2 separate regions of the Homo sapiens genome follow, and region 1 is linked to region 2. The links are chromatin contacts, found by Hi-C or POLR2A ChIA-PET in ENCODE. All regions are on one chromosome and are shown on one strand. Each heading gives the region's core, a stretch centred on a gene start or an enhancer-like site at or near the end of the contact. The rest is flanking DNA. Distances are from core to core; before and after follow the strand shown. Region 1 overlaps TPX2 (TPX2 microtubule nucleation factor). Region 2 has its middle 14 kb from the start of BCL2L1-AS1.

Region 1 (2,880 bases), core at 177-2,676, 86 kb after region 2:
GTAGGAGAGGATGTCCCTGGAGAAATGGCACTGCCTGGGATGGGACCATCTTAACTAACTATACTTCTAATGAAGTCTTGTCTTACTCTGTTTATTCTATTATATTACCAGTTTAACTCATGACTTTCTCTTTAATAGAAATAGGCAAGTCATATCTCACTGACTGGATAGCAAGGTGTTTGAGAGCATCTGTCACACCAAAGTCTTTGTTTTGCTCAGGAGCTGGTAGTCCCCTATTTCACCCTGCTTAGAATGCACCCTCTTGCAGCTTTCCCCAACCCGGTCTGAACCTGCACCTTTTGATTTATAGAGCTTGTCAAGACTAGTTATTTTTGGTTTGAGAGTGAAGAAAGATGGGAGGCAATGGGAGGTTAATTTCAGATGAATGTGGGAACAGGTTACATTGCTTTGTCTGCAATCTTCCTAATTTGTATTTGTCTTCCCCTTCCATTTATCTCTTACCCTAGAAAAAGTCAACGTTCATTCTTAGCTTGTAGAACTCCGCAGGTCTGTCTGTATCTTTTAAGTATTTTTTACATCAGGAAACCATCTCTGATCCTCTTTTATGCTGTTCTCCTTCTCTGCACTTCCAGAGCGCTCTCTGTTAATGCCCTCTTGCAGCAAGGATAGCCCTATATTGTAATTGTTTGCATTCCCCCATTCAATTGTGCGTTCTTGGAGGGAAGAGATTTTTTTTTGTTGTTGTTGTTTGAGAAGGAGTCTCGCTCTGTCCCAGGCTGGAGTGCAGCGGTGCAATCTCGGCTCACTGCAGCCTCCACCTCCTGGGTTCAAGCTATTTTCCTGCCTCAGCCTCCCGAGTAGCTGGGATTAAAGGCACGTACCCACCACGCCCGCTAATTTTTGTATTTTTAGTAGAGACGGGTTTCACCATGTTGGCCTGGCTGATCTCGAACTCCTGACTTCGTGATCCGCCTGCCTTGGCCTCCCAAAGTACTGGGATTACAGGCATAAGTCACTGTGCCCGGCCGAGATTTTATATCTCTATCTCTGTCTGTCTGTCTGTCTGTCTGTCTATCTATCTATCTATCTATCGTTTTAGTCTTCGCTTTTTGGAAACAAAAATGGGCTATAAGACACGATGGATGGCATTGAATAGGCAGTTTTTAGAGGAACCTAATTGGTTCATAGCATACAGGATAGGCTTTTTCCTTGGGTCTTTGTAGGAATATTGGTCATTAATAGCTATTTTTCCATGCAGAATATTTCTAGTTTTGCAAGAATCTGAAGCTGTGGTAGATTCAGATAATTTTGAAATGTGAAGCTGATTCTCTTGCTTGGCAACTTGATTTGTTTGGGGGAATGTGGTTGACGCATGTGCCTTTTTTTTTTTTTTTTTTTTGGTGAGACCTGTTGACAGAAATTCAATCTTGATTAAGGGACGCAGGAAGGCATCCAGTTCCCACCATGCCTGGGGCTCTCTCATTTAAACAGCTGCCTTTGGCTCTGGCCTGTTCCATTTCCCACTAGGCCCTGTGGACTTTAATTTTGGAAGATTTCACATCCTCATATTTATTATTTCTGGGGGAGGTAGTGTCGTGAAACCGAAATTACCCAGTAGTTAGCTTTTCGTTTTCTTGATGTACTTGTCCTATCAGCCTTAATTGAAGAGAGTCAGACTTCTCAATGGATATGTATTTATTTATTCTCTTTTTCCAGGGAGAGGGGATGGTCTCCTGAGTTGGCCATTCTAGACCAAAATATAGCTTAAAAGAAGCTTTTTTAAAGAACAGGTCATGTTAGGAAAATAATATTTTGTTTTTAAAATTTCACCTAAAGATTAAGTGTACTTAGGTTTGCACCCCTCGCCGTTTGTTCCCCACTAATCAAATGTAGTCTTAGACCTCAGAGGACAGCCTTTCTTCTGCTGCTTGAACCCTCTTCATAGTCTCTTTACTCTAGAATATCACTGAGGTTTTCACTAACCACCATCTTATATAGAGGAAAAACTTCATATGGAAAAGTATACTTAAAAAAAGAGGAATCAATGGATTTTTTAAAAAATTTATGGGAAGATTCAGATCAGAGCTTTCCAAATATATTTATAACAGGATTTGTAATTTGCTAAAGTTTTCTTTATGAGCATATCAGGGATGCTTAGTTTTCATAAAGGGCAGGATTTGTCTTTGTTGAACAGGATCTTATGATTTGATTACCTACCTCCTTTTTGAAGCAATGTTTATAGGAAAACTTGTGCATTAGAGAGACCCCAGATTTTGGAATCCTGCAGACTTGTTCTTTTAAAACTCAACACTGCTATGTATTAGTTTGGTGATCTTGGAATAGTGTAACTTCTCTGAGCTTGTTTCCTTGTTTATAAAATGGTGATGGTAGCATTTATTTATAAAGACATCTATCTATTGTCTATATTGTTAATGCAGTTTAAACGAGATGATTTATGTGAAGTGTCTGGTAAGGTGCCTGGCCTACAGTAGACAGTATTTGGAAGTTATTATCTCTTGCTCCATGACATTTGTTATTTATCTATTTAAATGTGAATTTTTTTTTTTTTTTTTGAGACAGAGTCTTGCTTTGTTGCCCAGGCTGGAGTGCAGTGGCGCGATCTCGGCTCACTGCAACCTCCGCCTCCTGGGTTCACGCCATTCTCCTGCCTCAGCCTCCCGAGTAGCTGGGACTACAGGCATCCACCACCACGCCTGGCTAATTTTTTTGTATTTTTAGTAGAGACGGGGTTTCACTGTGTTAGCCAGGATGGTCTCAATCTCTTGACCTCATGATCCACCCGCCTCGGCCTCCCAAAGTGCTGGGATTACAGGCGTGAGCCACCGCGCCCAGCTTAAATGTCTATTTTTAAATAAATAGGCAGTGGATAAGAACACCACCTTCGGTGTCTATTCCATT
Region 2 (2,870 bases), core at 233-2,732:
GTTTTTTTTTTTTTCAGTAGAGATGGGGTTTCACCATGCTGGCCAGGCTCTGGTCTCGAACTCCTGACCTCATGATCCGCCAACCTCAGCCTCCCAAAGTGCTGGGATTACAGGCGTGAGCTACCGTGCCCGGCCGAGCCATTTCAATAATAAAACCTCATATAAAAAGTTGCATTTACAGGACCAAAGTCAAGTTTTTAAAGAAAAAATTTTAAAATATTTTATGTATTTAGATGTTTTAATCAAAGATAAAACTTCATATTTTCTCTATGAAATATATTTCATTTCTTTCATCATAAATATGTAATATATGGAAATTGAATGAGTTTTTCACCAAGAACCACATAGAGAGTCCCAAACCCCCTCCAGCTTTCCCTTTGTGCAATTCCAAGCATGTTCCATGGCAATATATAAAGTTGGGAATCACTGAGCGGTCTGGTTAAAAACTTGTGGAATACCACACAGCTAGAAAAAAAGAATAAAGTTGACATCAGTTGGTAATTGTTGAAACTGCCTGGTGAGTACATGGGGATTCATGTGTGAATATGGAAACTTCTACAAGGCTGGGCTAGGTGGCTCAAGCCTGTAATCCCAGCACTTTGGGAGGCCAAGGTGGATGGATCACCTGAGGTCGGGTAAACACAAAAATTAGCTGGGCGTGGTGTTGTGCGCCTGTAGTCACAGCTACTTGGGAGGCTGAGATAGGAGAATTGCTTGTACCCAGAAGGTGGAGATTGCAATTCTCGAACCGGGAAGGTGGAGGTTGCAGTGAGCCGAGATCATGCCACTGCACTTTCGGCTTGGGCGACAGAAGGAGACTCTGTCTCAAAGAAAAAAAAAAACCTCTACAAGATACAGTATGCAGGTGGAAAAAGCAAGGGAAAGTGTGTTTAGTATGTTACTATTTGTGTAAAAAATTAGTGGAGGATCAAAATATATATCTGTGCCAATATGTGAAAAAATGTTTCTGGGCTGGGCACAGTGGCTCACGCCTGTAATCCCAGCACTTTGGGAGGCCGGGGCCAAGTGATGGCTTGAGACCAGGAGTTCGAGACCAGCCTGGGCAACATGGCAAAACCCTGTCTCTGCAAAAATACAAAAAAATTAGCCGGGTATGGTGGCGTGCTCCTGTAGTCACAGTGGGAGGCTGAGGTGGGAGGATCACCTGAGCCCAGGAAGTCGAGGCTGCAGTGAGCTATGATCAGGCCACTGCACTCCAGCCTGGGCAACAGAGTGAGACCCTCTCTCAAAAAATAAAAAATAAATAAATAAATAAATAAAAGAGCGAGTGAAGACATTTCTGGAAGCACATGGAGAATGTGAGGAAGGGACTTGAACGGCTATGGCTAGGGGCAGGAGCTGAGGACACATCGTGGGGGAAGGCGTGAGTGGGAGGCTGGAGGCTTTGGTCTTGAACCAAACAAGATGGCGATTCTAAGCTCCAGAGAGCCCATACAAGCTCTGAATCCAGTACCTAAGGGTTGGAAGTGTAGCTGTTTTTCTGGTGAGTAGGGTAGAGGATGGAGGACATTGGGGAAAGTGGCCCCCCGGCGAGAGAGGTCGTGTGCACTGAGCGGGAGCAGCTTGAGCTGGGGCTGGCTCTCAGGTCGCATCCTGTGGCCACCAGGGGGCAGTGAAGCCCACTCCGAAAAGCGGGCGGGGCGGGGCGGGGCGGGGCGCCTGGGGCATGTCCCACCTCCAGGCCTGCCCTCCAGCTGGAGCTCCTGACCGCTTTTCCCAGACCCCTCCTGGACCGCTGGACGCGGCCACGCGGGACTCCGAGAGTGCAGCACCTCCTCTCTTCTCCTGGAGAGCCCGGGGGAATGCCGAGTCCATCCCCGCGGTCACCCTCAACATCCAGTCCTCCTCCACTGCTTCTAGGTTATCTCATTCAATTGCCCATCACACCCATTTTGTAGAGGGGAAAGCTGGGGCACAGAGAGAGTAGGTAACTCACTCACTGGAAGCCACGGCTCGAGAAATGACGACCCGGGACACAAATCTGGCTGTCCATCCTCAAAACCGGAGCATTCATGAAACCATGGCTTCCTCACTGATCTCCTTGTTTCCACTCTGCTTCCCCTCCGGAACCTTCTCCACCCATCAGCCAGAGTTTTGGGGGCTCTCGGGCTGTATCACTCCCTAACTTACCACCTTTCTCTGGCTGTCACTGCCCTCAGGATCAAGTTCAGTCCTCTCACCCCACCCTCTGTCATCATCTTAAACCCAGCAGCGCCCTCTCTCTTAGCTCTGGACACACCAGCTTTTCAGCCTGAAGACAATGCCTGCTCATCTGGTGCATTTACTGCTTCTTCCCCAGGCCCACTCTCCTGCCTCCCCACTTAATTTTAAGTTAACCGTGATGCACTCTTCAGGCCCTGGCTCTCATGTCAATTCCTCCAGGGAGCCCTCCCTGACTCCTGATTCCCAGACGAGCTCAGATCGCACTTACTATGAGTCTCTTGGGTTGCACTGGCTTCAAACATGCACTTCATTTTTGTATCTATAATGGCATCACTATTCTAAAAATCTGTCATCCTTGAGTCTCTCTGAAGCTATCTCTACTCCATCTGAAATCCTGTGGGATGTGCCTTAAAAATCTGAAGTCTGACCCCTTCTTACCTCCTTCTCTACTAAGTCCTTCATGTCTTGGTAGAAGACCAAACCGCTTCCTCATGGTCGTTGCTTTTTCCTCCTTTGCCCTTACTGGGGCTTAGAAAACAATACCCCAAAGTATGGCACTTTGGCATACCGAATACTTTGAACTAAAGGAGGCTGAAAGGCCTCAGAAACAAGATCTCTGACTTTCTCCTGCCTTGCTGTCTCCCATTTCTCTTTCTCCCCTGAAGCAAGTAACAGAAACTAGCATT

What was found. A loop is a pair of places that touch in the nucleus more often than their neighbours do. ChIA-PET counts read pairs that join two places held with the same protein, here RNA polymerase II (POLR2A). Pooled maps may share reads with other maps.
Region 1: POLR2A ChIA-PET joins it to region 2 with 14 read pairs in Panc1. The contact joins two enhancer-like sites. A Hi-C loop is called at or near these places in 6 of 37 single-sample maps with no recorded cell type and 14 of 50 pooled maps. POLR2A ChIA-PET finds 5 or more read pairs at or near these places in 25 of 52 experiments (A549, AG04450, CD4-positive, alpha-beta T cell and 20 more).

The regions. Positions count from the first base shown.
Region 1 is chr20:31,746,430-31,749,309 of GRCh38, forward strand. All of the region lies in intron 2 of TPX2 (TPX2 microtubule nucleation factor), which reads left to right. Among named protein-coding and RNA genes, the nearest start is that of TPX2, 8.6 kb to the left of the region's middle. Within about 2 kb of position 1,427, at least 2 of the 41 ENCODE cell types and tissues checked have a DNase peak (open chromatin) inside an H3K27ac peak, as active enhancers do.
Region 2 is chr20:31,660,099-31,662,968 of GRCh38, forward strand. No RefSeq gene overlaps it. Among named protein-coding and RNA genes, the nearest start is that of BCL2L1-AS1, 14 kb to the right of the region's middle. RefSeq lists an enhancer at 1,250-1,977 and a silencer at 1,555-1,744. Within about 2 kb of position 1,483, at least 25 of the 41 ENCODE cell types and tissues checked have a DNase peak (open chromatin) inside an H3K27ac peak, as active enhancers do.